Linked DNA regions of Homo sapiens: all the other regions are linked to region 3. A link is a contact called in ENCODE Hi-C or POLR2A ChIA-PET data. All regions are on one chromosome and are shown on one strand. Each heading gives the region's core, a stretch centred on a gene start or an enhancer-like site at or near the end of the contact. The rest is flanking DNA. Distances are from core to core; before and after follow the strand shown.

Region 1 (4,095 bases), core at 820-3,319, 3.1 Mb after region 3:
ATAAAAAGAATAAAAAATTTAATAAGACCGCACAAAACAAAAAAGAAACATGTCCTTCCTCGGTGGGCCTAGTAACGGTTTCCAAATGCAAATCCCATCTTGCCATCCCACCCTCTCCTAAACTCTTCCTGGGTATTTCTTTGAGTTTGGGGTGAAGACCCCGTTAGCTTGGCTTTCCAGGCCAGGGTGGGCTGGGCTGGGGTTCCCTGAGTACTTTCCAGGAGTACAGGCTTCGCCATCTCTAGCAATCTCGGCCCTCACGGTCTGCCCTGATCACCTCAGCACGTAGCCACCTGTTCACTCATTTTTCTCTTGCAATTTTGCCACGGGTGGTGCAATCTTTGCTCTTCTTGTCCCCCACCCCTAAGCGCTGGGAGCTCCTGCAGGCGGGTCTTGTTCTCACTGTGTCAACTGCAGCACTTACCTCGCAGCGTGTGCTCTCTGGGCAGGCCGGTGTGCAGCAGGCACTCCAGGATGTGAGTGAATGCTATGGCTGACTACGGGGCACTGTGGAACCTCTTTATTGGGAAAACAAACATGGTGGGCCAGGAGACCTCTTGTCCCTTCCAGCTCGGTGGCTTCTGGCCCCCAGTCCAGGGTCGGGAGTCTGTGTGTCCTGCGGCCTGGAGGATGAGCTGGGTGCAGGTAAAAGGCATCCAGGACTTGCTGATCCAGCCCAGGGCATCAGGCTGTCCAGCTGCTGGGCTGCTCTGGGAGGCAGCATGGAGGGTCCTGGCTGAAGTGTGTGTTTCTGGGCTGTTACTTTAGGACTGTACTGAAGGCTGGGTTGGTGAGCATTGTTTAGAATCATGCATTTGCAAAAGCAGTGCTTGCACGTGGTGAAAGCCATTCCAACTAGCGCGCAACGTGTACGGTGAACAGCACTAACTTTTCCCCGGTCCTCTCTCCCAGAGCAATCGCTGTTGGCTGTGTCTTCTGTGAGTGAGCCCCCGGGCTCTTTTGGCTGCCGGCGGTGTGACTTTGGACACATTCTCCAACTTTTCTCCGCCTTGATTTCCTCATCTGTAAAACAGGGACATAACAGCAAGTGCCTCGTGGAATCATTGAATGGATGCACTAATCGCTGGAAAGTGCGCTGCTTGGCCTAAGTGATGAGTTAGCTGTCATTATAGTTAGGAACGACCATGTACACATTACAGGCGTTTCACACACACACACATCCCAATCCTACCGCTTTCTTAAAACGACAGACAGTACAGTGCCCTGTTCCATATTTTGCTTTTACTTAATTATAATCTTTGGAGAACTCACCCTTGAGCACAGGTATATTTACCTCTGTGCAGTGTTCCACAGGACCGATGCGCAGCCCATCTAGCTAACCTTTCCTCCCCAGCGGATTTATGGGCTATGTCGTTGGTTTGGGTGACAACTTTTTGGTCTACAATTTTTTTTTTTTTTTTTGCAATTTGGCATTATGGAACTCAACTTTAAATGCCTAACCTCTAACTCAGCCATTCTATTTCTAAGAATTAATTCTGCGCAGTCCCCCGTTTTGGGAACATTTCCCACGCCTGTTCTCCATTCTCCTGTAGAAGGGGAACAGGGAGCGGGAAGGAGGGGAACAGGGAAGGGGAGGGAGGGGAACAGGGAGGGGGGACAGGAGGGAGGAGAACAGGCAGTGGGGGCGGGAGGGGAGCGGGGGGGAAGGCATGGGAGGGGGCGGAAGGGAGGGGGCAGGGAGGGAGAGAGGTGATGGGAAGGGGAAAAGGAGGGAGGAGGACGGAGAGAGGGGAAAGGAGGGAGGGGAGCAGAGAAGAAGCGGGGCGGGGAAGGGGCGGGGAAGGGGCGTGGAAGGGAGTGGGGCAAGGAATCAACACTGAGCCCCGTGGCCCGCTCCCGGGTCAGCGCGCCTCTCTGCTCTCACCGGGGCGGGTCCGCTGTTGGCCCCACCCACTCCCAGCCCACCCGGCCCCGCAATGGCCCGGCCCAGCCGCCCACCCCCCCGACAGGCCCCGCCCCATTCCCCGCCCCCCGTCTGTTCGTCACGCCCGGCTCTGCCGCTCCGTCCCGCAGGCCCCGCCCTCATCCCGCCTCCCGGCCCGGCGCGCAGTGCGGCTGCGCGGGCGTCTCAGGCTCTGAGGCCCGGGCGCCGCGGCTCTTTTGTTTCTCCGTTGGGGCCGAGCCCGGGCCCTAGTTGGAGCCGGAGTCGGAGTCGGAGTCGGATCCGGATTCGGATTAGCAGCCCGGGAAGAGTGCCGTGGCACAGGCGCCGGAGGGAGCGCGACCCTCGGACCCCGCCTGGCCCGCGGGGCTGGGACCCGGCCCCGGCCTGCCCGATGGGGCGCGCGGCCCCGGAGATGCGCCCTCGCCCGGCCCCGCGCCCCCGGCCCCGCGCCCCCGGCCCGCCCGCCCCGGCCCGCGCCTCCGCCTGAGTCCCCCGCGCCTTGGCCCGCCACCCCCCGCCCCGCGCCCCCGGCCCGCCTGCGCCATGGAGCCCGGCCGCGGCGGCACAGAGACCGTGGGCAAGTTCGAGTTCTCCCGCAAGGACCTGATCGGCCACGGCGCCTTCGCGGTGGTCTTCAAGGGCCGCCACCGCGAGGTGAGGCCCCCGTCCGGCCCGGGATCCCCCGCCCAGGATCCCCTGCCCCTGCATCCCCGCCCCGAGATTCCCCGCCTGTCCCGGGACCCCCCCACGCCTCCCGAGAGCCCCACTCGACTTTCCAGGCCGACCCCCACCCCAGGATCCCCACCCCGCGACCCCCAGCCCGACTTTCCAGTTCAGACTCCCGCCCCGAGATCCGCTGCCGGGCTTTCCAGCCCAGATCCTCACTCCGAGACCCCCAGCCCGACTTTCCTGTCCAAACCCTCACCCCGGGACACCCCGCAACCTGGTCCCACAGCCGGCTTTCGAGGCTGGATCCCTACCCCAGGACCCCCAGCGCGATCCTCAACCTGGCTCCCCACTCGGCCTTCCAGTCCCGGGATTCCCAACCGGGATCATCTCAGGGCCCCACCTGTGTGGACTGGGGTCTGGGGGAGGCCTGCGAGGGGCAGCCCTGGCCTTGAAGGTGCACGTTTGGCTTTCAGAAGCACGATTTGGAGGTCGCCGTCAAGTGCATTAACAAGAAGAACCTCGCCAAGTCTCAGACGCTGCTGGGGAAGGAAATCAAAATCCTGAAGGTGAGCCAGTGCTGGGGGAGGGGGCGTGGGCGTGGGCGTGGGCAAGCCCCCCTCCCCACACTGATAACAAACTTGGGTTTCTGTCCTAGGAACTGAAACATGAAAACATCGTGGCCCTGTACGACTTCCAGGTAAGGCCTCTGGGCTGCGGTCTGCTGGGGACCGGGCTGGGGGACTGTGGCCCCAGGTGCTGGATCCCCTGGTGAGCACTGGTGTTGAGCCTGTCCAGGCTGGGGTCTACTGGGCCCCTGGAGACTCCACCCTGGGTCCAGGCCTGGGCTGGTGCTGGCTCTTGCTGTGACTTCCCCAGCTGTGAGACCGGGGAGGGGGTGTCTGGGCCGCAGGGCGCCCCAGGGCAGGGCTGAGTTCTCCTGAACAGGCATCCCCTCCCCGCCGGGCGTCAGTCCTAGGGGCCCTGCCTGAGTCCGGCGTCCCCGGCTGGCCCTGGCAGCACTGCCGGCCTGGCCCACCTGTCTAGGCCGTGTGTTTGTTGACATTGCTCCTGCGGCCGGCATTGGCCGGCCTCGCTCTGCGTCAGACGGGGCGGGGGAGGGGCCGCCGGAGACTCCTGCTCGCTGGCAGTCAGGGCCGGGCCGGGGCACAGGCGGCTGCCGCTGGCTGGCCAAGGAGATGACCTCGGGCCCGGCTGGCCCCAAGAAGCAAGCGGTGGGACCAGCTGGCTTTCGTGCTGCCTCCGTGTCCCGGGGCCCAGGGCAGGCAGGGCTGGGGCTGTGGGAGCCAGGGTGCCGTCCTGGGGACCAGGAACCTGAGGCGGGAGATCCGCCCCGCCAAAGTGCTGACTAATGGCTCTGTGACCTGTTTACTGAGCCCAGGGCCCAGCCCCTGGCTGAGGGAAGGGCTGGCAGGCCGTGTTTTGGTGGCCTCCTCCGTCCGCCTCTCAGAGCTTTGCTGTGGCCTTGGGGACCGAGGCTTGTCACAAGGTGCCGGGTGGGG
Region 2 (4,097 bases), core at 1,593-4,092, 3.2 Mb after region 3:
TGAGAGATTGTGATCGCTTTCAGTCACCTAAGTAGCAGCCCCGTGCAGGTGTGACAAGGGTGTCAGGGTGCCCCACCAGCCCGACTATTCAGGGAGCAGTGTCCCGGGTGGGGTGGGCTGCAGGCAACGGCCAGGCCTCCTGGAGGAGAAGCTGGCGGCCATGCCGCATGGGCAGAGGTAGGCCTGGAGGCAGCGGCAGGGATGGGACAGGGGGCAGGAGATGTGGGTATGCACAGGGTTGGTCTGGGAGGTAGGCTGGAAAGGGGCTGGGTTCTGCCATAGGGCCCAGAGCGGGCAGGCGTCCCGGGAGTCTTGAGCGCGGCATGGTCTCTGCGGCCCTAATTTCGCAGTCTCTCCCCAGATCACCGCACAGCAGATCACCACCCCTGGCGCGCAGCAGAAGGTTGCCTACGCCGCGCAGCCGGCCCTTAAGACCCAGTTTCTTACCACACCCATCTCCCAGGCCCAGAAACTGGCCGGGGCCCAGCAAGTGCAGACCCAGATCCAGGTGAGCGGGGAACAGGGTGAGGGCCCGAGTGTCAGGAGTGGGTGCCCGGCCTTTGGATTGTGTGTCTCGCGGGCTTTGCGAGCTCCCAGCCCTTGCGGCTGCACTGGGTGGTGCACTGGAGGGAAGTGTTGTCTCCTGGCCTCAGGTTTCAACCCCTCTGGCTCCTGGGAAGGCTCCTCTCTGCCGGGGCCTGTTCCAGCTGTCGCCAGCTTTGCCTTCATGTTCTGGACGTCGATCTCCAGCTCTGTGGGGTACAGCTGCCCTCTCCCAGTTCCAGGCTCCTCTTCTCCCTTCCTGGTGTCTTTTTTAAAAATATATTTTATTTTATTTTTTGATATTTTTTGATATTTCTTGTTCATCAAGTTCTACCTGGTGTCTTTGGGAGAACTGAGTTCCTGATTTCATGTGTGCAGTGTGCCCTCCCGTCTTCCTCTCTGCCTAGAGCTTTTATGTCCTGCTTCCTCCCAGAGCTTATGGAGTTACCTCCCTGCATCCTTCTCTAAGAGCGGGGGAGTGGTACCTTCTTAGCTGGTCTTCCACCCTCCTGGAGTTGGTTTTTGGGTATGAGATAGAAACAGGAATTCAGTTAGAGCAGGGGAGTTTTACCTTCTCAGCTAGTCTTACATCCTCTGGGAATTGGTTTTTGGGTCTGAGATAGAAACAGGAATTCAATTTGATGTGCTCTATGAATACCCTATTTTCAGCCCCATTTATTTAAAAGCCCAATTCTGTCATCCATCGATCCACAGTGCCGCCTCCACCTGAGATCCTGTGGGGAAGTTCAGGGCTTCTTGTCTCAGAGGCCATGCTGGTCCCACGGCGCTCTCGCTATGAGCGGCAGTGACACTTGGTGTCTGGAGGGCGAGTCCCCCTACCACACCCTTCCTTGGGTGTAGCGTGCCTATTCTTGGCTCTTTCCACTTCTGTGTTAATTTTAGTTAGCTTAGTTCATACACTACAATCAAAACTGCTGAAAGTTTTTATTAGAATTGCATTGATTCTGTAGCTGTTCAGGGGAGAGTTGACATCTTTACAGTCTTTCCTTCAGATTCACCAATATGATGCATCTTTTGTTACTTAAGTCTTTTTTAATGCCTTTTAATGAAGTTTTCTAATATTTTGTGAAAGTGTTATAGATTATGTTAGTTTTATTCTTAAGCAATCAGTATTTTTTGATGCTTTTGTAAATGGTATGCTTTTAATTTCCATTTTCTGTCTCTGGCTGTTGTACATTTTTGTACATTAGTTTTTTATTCTGGCCGCCTTGCTAGATTCTGGTTATTTGAATAATTTATCTTAGGATTTGGTTTTGTTTTGTTGCATTTCCTTCGTATACAGTTGTATCACCTGTAAATCATGACGATCTACTTCTCCCATCTTAAACCCTTGCTTTCTCCTGCCTTACTGTGCTGGCTGGGACCTGCAGCACAGTGGTGAATGTCAGAGTCCGTATTTCACTGTGAAGTAGGGTGTTTGCTGTGTTTTTGTCAGAGTAAGAAAATTCTGTTCTTTTCTACTTTGCTTGAAGTTTCTGTTCCTCTTTGTTACGGTGCTTTTTGTCTTGTTTAAAGCCCATGTGTATGAACTCCCTCCCTCCCTTACACATCTCCTTTAGCCTCAAAGCTTTAAGTCCTGTCTCGGTGCGAATGATACCCAGATTCATGTCTGTAGCCACTTACTGTCCTGAGTTCCAGATTCTTCATCCTACCTGCCTTTGACAGATCCATGGAGATGTCTGATCCCTCAGGCCTCAGGTGTGTACGCCTGACCTGCTCCTACCAGAGGCTTCCGGCTCAGGAAGGGCAGCTGTCCCTGCAGACCTTTAGCCTACTTGAGAAACCCCTACAGTCATCCATACAGGTCCAGCCCATTGGCAGGCAGCTGTGTGTGCTTGACTTCCAGAAGAGACCTGGAGCAGCCGCTTCCTGTTGCTACTGTCAGCTCCTCCTCCGCACCCTTCCCTGGTTGTTGCCATCTCTCCTGCTTCCTTTTTGCCATCCGTCCCCCAGGAATACTTTGTGGTTGTGTGGGTGGGTCGGGGGTGTGGGGGTGTGGATGTCTTCTGCAGAGCCCTGCTGCCCACGGCTCCTGGCCTGTGCACCCCTCTGCACTTGCTCCTCTGCACCTGTGCCCCTACCAGCGCTGCTCACAGTCTCCCTTCCTGCTCAGCTTTTCTGCTCTCTGTTTCTGTATTATCACCTTCAACAAATACTATAAGTACTTTGTTCAGGTGATTTTGTCTCCTCCAATAAAGCAAGCCCCATGAGTACAGGTGTGTCCGAGGGCTGTTAGTACAGTGGACAGATGGACTGTTGTAGTGGGTTATAGTCATTGAATCTTGTGATGTTCAATCATTGTGTTCTGGGGTGACTCACTGGGTCCTGTGGTAGTTGTCATTGTGCATGGATGAGTTCAATTACTGCTCTTGTGTGTGTGACCTCACGGCATCGGGGCAGCTCAGCCTCGTTCGTGCGCTCTGCCTGCCTTGTCAGGTCTGTTTCTGAGACGCGCTCCTGCTTGTGTTGCCCAGGGTGGCCTCGAACTCCTGAACTCAAGCAGTTCTCCCTCCTCAGCCTCCGGAGGGCCCGGGACCGCAGGTGTGTGCCACGATGCCGGGCTTTTGCCAGGGTTTTTACTTCCTTTCCTTTCTTTTATTTTGCTATTCATTTTCTAACTTGTTAAGATGGAGTACCACCTGAGCTTATTTCACAAATTTTATTATTTGGTTTTCCTTCAGTCCTAAATGTTTTTGAATTTCCATTTTGATTTCTTATTTACTGCCTGGGTTCTTTTTAGAAGTGTTTCTTAATTTCCAGGTGAGGTTTTCCAGTTACTTTTTATTATTGACTTAAAAATAAATCTTCATTGTATTGTCAGAGAATGAGGTCTCAATGATTTCAGTCTTTGAAATTTGTTGAAACTTGCTATCTAGTCCAGAATACAGTCAGTTTTAAAAAATGGTCTGTGTCCTTCCAGAGCAGTCTTCAGGATGGGTTCACTTGTGAGATGATTTTGTTGTAACTGGGTCAAGTTTACTGTGTGTGTCATTTCGGTCTTCTGTGTGTCCTGCCAATCACTTGTGTTACTAGTTATTGAGAAGGCGTGTTTAGATGTCCCATTCTGAGTATGCCTTTATCTGTTTCTTCTTACCTTTCTCTCTGGTTTTGCTTTATATCTTAGAAGGCTTTTCATTAGCCACATTTAAGTTTAAAGTTTTGAATTTTGTTATTTTGAAATGACTCTTACTGTCTTCAGTAATATCTCTGGTCTTGAAGCCTATTCTCCTCACATGAGTAAAGCACCACCCTCCTGTTGGAAGTTTTTGGTCTGTGTTTTTCCTTCCTTGTTTTCAGCCATTCTCTGTGTGTCCCTCGTCACCTCCTGTGAGCAGCTCGCGGGCAGGTCCGGTGCTGTTGTGAGGTCAGGCTTTCCATCTCTGACTCTTACCTGAAACACGTGTCCACTTGTCTGTATATAAGGTTGGGTATATTTGAATTTCTGGCTTCTCTTTTGTTTGGACTCTGTTTGTCTTGCTTGTTCTGTTTTTTCTTTCCTCCCTTCCTTGCCTTCTTTTGGGCCACCTTCTCTT
Region 3 (4,558 bases), core at 1,205-3,704:
GTTCCAATAACGCTTTATTTATGGAGATTGAAATTTGATTTTCATAAAATTTTCACTGGTCACAAATGATCCCGTTTCCGACCACTTAAAAATGTAAGAACTAGCTGGGCGCCGTGGCTCATGCCTGTAACCCCAGCACTTTGGGAGGCCGAGGCAGGCAGATCACAAGGTCAAGAGATCAAGACCATCCTGGCCAACACGGTGAAACCCCGTCTCTACTAGAAATACAAAAGTTAGCTGGGCACAGTGGCGTGCACGTGTAGTCTCAACTACTCAGGAGGCCGAGGCAGGAGAATCGCTTGAACTCAGGAGGTGAAGGTTGCAGTGAGCTGAGATCGCGCCACTGCACTCCAACCTGGCAACAGAGCGAGACTCCGCCTCAAAAAAAAAAAAAAAAAAGAAAGAAAGAAAATATTAAGAACCATTCTTAGCTTGTGAATCCTCAGAAAATAAGAAGCAGACCTGACCTGCTACCCCAGCTGTAGTGCCTGCTCTGCACAAATCACTCCCTGCTGGAACCCAGTAAAGCTCTCGACTGTATCCCCAACGCTTTAACACTCCTCACATGATCCGGCCCCAGCCTTCCACCTCACTTCCCACTTTTTTTTATATTTTCTGAAACGATCTGACTTTGCTATTGCTCTTAAAGGCGGCCTATTCTGCATATAATACTTGGTGGCCACGTCCTTGCCCCTCCTGAAGAGCTGCAGTGGTTCCTCCCTCACTTCTTGGCAGTTACAGTTGCAGGGGAGCAGCTTGATGCTAACTTGATTCAAACTCATTTTCATCTGAGCTTTCCGACCCAACCTAGCCCGTAACTCCTTTAAAGCCACGAAGACGCAATATGAGTGTTTTCCCACTTCTTTGTAAAGGAAGCTAAGGCAACAACGGGGGCTTCCCCTTCCCTCAGCTTCCTGGCCCAGGGCCCTGCACCTGCGAATCCCCATGTCTGGAAAGCTCCTCAAACAACTGCTCTTTCCTAGCCTTCTGGTCTGAACTTACAGGGCCTGAACATAGAAGGGTCCCGTTCATTTATTTTTTATTTATTTATTTATTTTTATTTGGAGACAGAGTCTCGCTCTGTCGCTCAGGCTGGAGGAGTGGAGTGGCGCGATCTCGGCTCATCGCACCTCTGCCTCCCGGGTGCAAGCGATTCTCCTGCCTCAGCCTCCCGACTAGCTGAGAGAACAGGTGCCCGCCACCACGCTCGGCTAATTTTTGTATTTTTAGCCAGGCTGGTCAGGCTGGTCTCGAACTCCTGACCTTAGGTGATCCACCCACCTCGGCCTCCCAAAGTGTTGGGATTACAGGCGTGAGCCACTGCGCTCAGCGTATTTTTTAAATTTTATTTATTTATTTTTTTGAGGTGGGGTCTCACTCTGTTACCCAAGCTAGAGTGCACTGGTGTGACCCTAGCTCACTGCAGCCTCCGAAACTCGTAGGCTCAAGGAATCCTCCTTTCTCTGCTAGGACTACAGGTGTGCGCCTCCACGGAGGGCAAATTTTTAAATTTTGGTAGAGATGAGGTCTCACTGTGTTGCCCAACCTGGTCTCAAAGTCCTGGGCTCAAGAGATCCTCCCGCCTCGGCCTCCCAAAGTGCTGGAATTACAGGCGTGAGCCACCGCGCCCGGCCTCTCTTTTCTTTAAAGCCACTGTGGCCATCACTGTGTGTGTAGACCTCACCCCGCCCCAGGCAAACCCCTTCCAGCACCCATCACACCGGTACCTCCAGTCTTGGCCCACCTGCTGGCGGGATTCCTCGGCACTAGACAGAAGCCCCCCGGGGCAAGGGGCTCCCTCCGCGGTCAGAGGCAGGGACTGGGGCAGGGGAAGAGGCTGGGGCTGGGCAGGGGCTGGACAGGGACAGGGACAGCGCGCGGGGGCGCGGCTCACCTGGTCGGCGCCGAAGGGCGTGATGTTGGCCTTGACGGTGGCCACGCCCAGGCCCACCAGCACCAGCCCCGCGAAGGTGGCCGGTGAGCAGCAGCGGGCGGCGGCGTCGGGACCAGGCGCCGTGCAGTTGAGCAGGCGCGCGGAACCGCAGAGCGCGGCTCGCGTGGCGGGCGCGGCCAGCAGCGGGAAGGCCAGCATGCCCAGCAGGTAGAGCGCCAGGCTCAGCAGGATGGCGCGCGCCCGGCCCAGCCGCGCGTCGGCCAGCCAGCCTCCGAACGGCGAGCCCAGGTAGGTGAGGCCCATGAAGAGCAGCAGCGCCTCGCTGGCCTGCGCGCCCTCCCAGCAGAACGGCGCCCCGTTCAGGAATAGCACCAGGTTGGACGTGATGCCGTAGAAAGCGGCGCGCTCCAGCAGCTCCGTCAGCAGCACGGCCCCGCACGCCGCGCGCCGGCCCGCGAACGCCCCAGCCGCCGCCGCGGCCGCCGCCGCCCGCCGCGCGCCCAGCAGCGGCGCCCGCTCGCCCGCACCGCCCCCAGAGCCCTCCATGCGACGCCGCCAGCTGCCTCGCCCCGCCGCCGGGTCACCTGTCCCAGAACCCAGGGCCGCCGCCCTTCTCGCGAGACTGCCGGGCCTGAGATGTCCCTATTGGGCGGGCTCGCCGCTGCTCAACGCCCCACTCGCCGGAACTTCCGGCCCCGCCCCGGGCACTAGGCGAGGAGGTGGCCGGTATTCTGGATCACTGCGTGTCTTGGGGAGCTTGGGATTCCGCAGCTTGGCGGCCGAGAGCCTTTGTTTGCCTTTTTGAGACAGGGTTTCCCTCTCTCGCCCAGGCTGGAGCGCAGTCATGCGGTTACGCCTCACTGCAGCCTCAGCTTCCCAGGATCAAGCGGCCCTCCCACCTCAGCCTCCCGGGTAGCTGGGACCGCAGGCGCTCGCCGCTGCCTGTGGCTAATTTTTAAACAGTTTTTTGAAATGGGGTCTCGCTTTGTTGCTCAGGTTGGTCTCGAACTCCTGGCATCAAGCGTTCCTCACGTCTCAGCCTCCCATAGTGTTGGAATTACGTGCATGAGCCACTGCAGGCAGTCGGACTAAGGGAGTTTAAACAAAGAAGCCGGAGCCTGGCCCTCTTCGGGCTTCGGTGGGGCCCAGTAGGCAGCCAAAACTCACACTGAGACGGCGGCTGCTCTCCAGGCGGGTTTGCTCAGGCTGCCCCCGTGCTCCCTGCCCTGGGCTTCAGTCCTGGAGAGGACCCGGTTTCTCAACCCGTGCATCGTTGGCACTTTGAGCGACGGGACTGTCCTGTGCGTTGCACGATGTTCAGCAGCAGCTTTGGCCTCTGCTATCCACTAGGGGCCAGTTCCACCCCCTAGCACCTCAGGTTAACAACCGAAAATGTCTTCTAGACTTTGCCGAAGGACTCCTGGGGGCAAATACGCCCCCATTGAGACTCACTGGCTTAGAACAAGGCAAGCTCCAGCCTGTTTCAGGCTTTCCCAGAGACTGCCCCTACACCATCTATGGTTGCATGGCTGGCTTCTCATCCTTCAACCTTCCACCGAAGTGTTGACTTCAGAGAAACATTTTTTTCACTAGCCTGTCCAAGGCCCGAGTATCCCATTCCATCATGTTACTCTTTTCTCCTTATTACCTGTTACATTTTTTAATTTATTCGTTTATCTCCCCAACCTGCATGTGTTAACAGGTGTAAGCTTCCTGATGGCAGGATTCTCTTGTGTTTTGTTCCTCACTGTGCCCCCTGCCTCTGGGACAGCGCCTGGCACATAGTGGAGTGAAAGAGTGCCGCCCAAAAATGGCCCTCAGCATGGCTTCAGAAATTGAGACCCCGGCCTGGGATGGTGGCTCACGTCTACAATCCCAGCACTTTGGGAGGCCGAGGCGGACGGATCACGAGGTCAAGAGATCGATACCATCCTGGCCAACATGGTGAAACCCCGTCTCTACTAAAAATACAAAAATTAGCTGGGCGTGGTGGCAGGCGCCTGTAGTCCCAGCTACTCAGGAGGCTGAGGCAGGAGAATCGCTTGAACCAGGGAGGCAGAGGTTGCAGTGAGCCGAGATTGTGCCACTGCATTCCGGCCTGGTGACAGAGTGAGACTTCGTCTCAAAAAAAAAAAAAAAGACAAAAAAAAAAGAAATTGAGACCCCGGCCTGGGATGATGGCTCACGCCTATAATCTCAGCACTTTGGGAGGCTGAGGCAAGAGGATTGCTTGAGCCCGGGAGGTAGAGGCTGCATTCAGCAGTGAGGGCATCACTGCACTCCAGCCTGGGTGACATAGTGAGACCCTGTCTCAAAAAAAAAAAAAAAAAAAGGCAAGAAAGAAAGGAATCGTGATCCACAGCTGCTGCAATGATTCAATTAGTGTAAGACCACCTCCTCTTCCTTCATCATTCCCTCCAGCTAAGATGAGGGTGGAGCCAGTAGCTGGGAAGTTGGCTTGCCAGTAGGTCATCTGGAGAAGTAATCCTGCCAGTAAGTCTTGAAGTTGCATGCATTCTCTTTTTAAAAAACTTTTTTAAATGTCCGACAGATAGACTGATGGTCAGCACAGTGCTGCCACACAGCAGGCAATATATATTTAATCAATGTCTAAGGAGAGAATAATTGAATGCCCGAATTGGACCTTTGCCACCTGTCTGTTGA

What was found. Hi-C counts contacts between places; a loop is a spot of excess contacts on that map. ChIA-PET counts read pairs that join two places held with the same protein, here RNA polymerase II (POLR2A). Pooled maps may share reads with other maps.
Region 1: a loop to region 3 is called in a pooled map, with 9 times the contacts of the local background. The contact joins the promoter of ULK1 here to the promoter of SLC15A4 in region 3. A Hi-C loop is called at or near these places in 1 of 168 maps with a recorded cell type or tissue (gastrocnemius medialis) and 7 of 50 pooled maps. POLR2A ChIA-PET finds 5 or more read pairs at or near these places in 1 of 52 experiments (activated T-cell).
Region 2: a pooled map shows a loop between it and region 3 (3-fold over the local background). The contact joins the enhancer-like site here to the promoter of SLC15A4 in region 3. A Hi-C loop is called at or near these places in 2 of 37 single-sample maps with no recorded cell type and 9 of 50 pooled maps.

Annotation. Positions count from the first base shown.
Region 1 is chr12:131,892,553-131,896,647 of GRCh38, forward strand. ULK1 (unc-51 like autophagy activating kinase 1) reads left to right here and starts at 2,070. Exons shown (of 28, transcript NM_003565.4): 1 at 2,070-2,560; 2 at 3,049-3,141; 3 at 3,231-3,272. The coding sequence starts at 2,450. It overlaps LOC124903059 (a long non-coding RNA gene), which reads right to left and starts at 1,606. Exons shown (of 2, transcript XR_007063538.1): 1 at 1,295-1,606; 2 at 506-1,023. RefSeq lists silencers at 1,740-1,789, 1,820-2,329, 3,397-3,546, 3,472-3,766, 3,737-3,796 and 1 more.
Region 2 is chr12:132,069,134-132,073,230 of GRCh38, forward strand. It overlaps EP400 (E1A binding protein p400), which reads left to right. Exons shown (of 53, transcript NM_015409.5): 51 at 362-508. Among named protein-coding and RNA genes, the nearest start is that of SNORA49, 40 kb to the left of the region's middle. Within about 2 kb of position 2,843, at least 3 of the 41 ENCODE cell types and tissues checked have a DNase peak (open chromatin) inside an H3K27ac peak, as active enhancers do.
Region 3 is chr12:128,821,504-128,826,061 of GRCh38, forward strand. SLC15A4 (solute carrier family 15 member 4) reads right to left here and starts at 2,455. Exons shown (of 8, transcript NM_145648.4): 1 at 1,895-2,455. The coding sequence starts at 2,440. LOC124903083 (a long non-coding RNA gene) reads left to right here and starts at 2,441. Exons shown (of 2, transcript XR_007063602.1): 1 at 2,441-4,387. RefSeq lists enhancers at 466-585, 646-725, 2,206-2,365.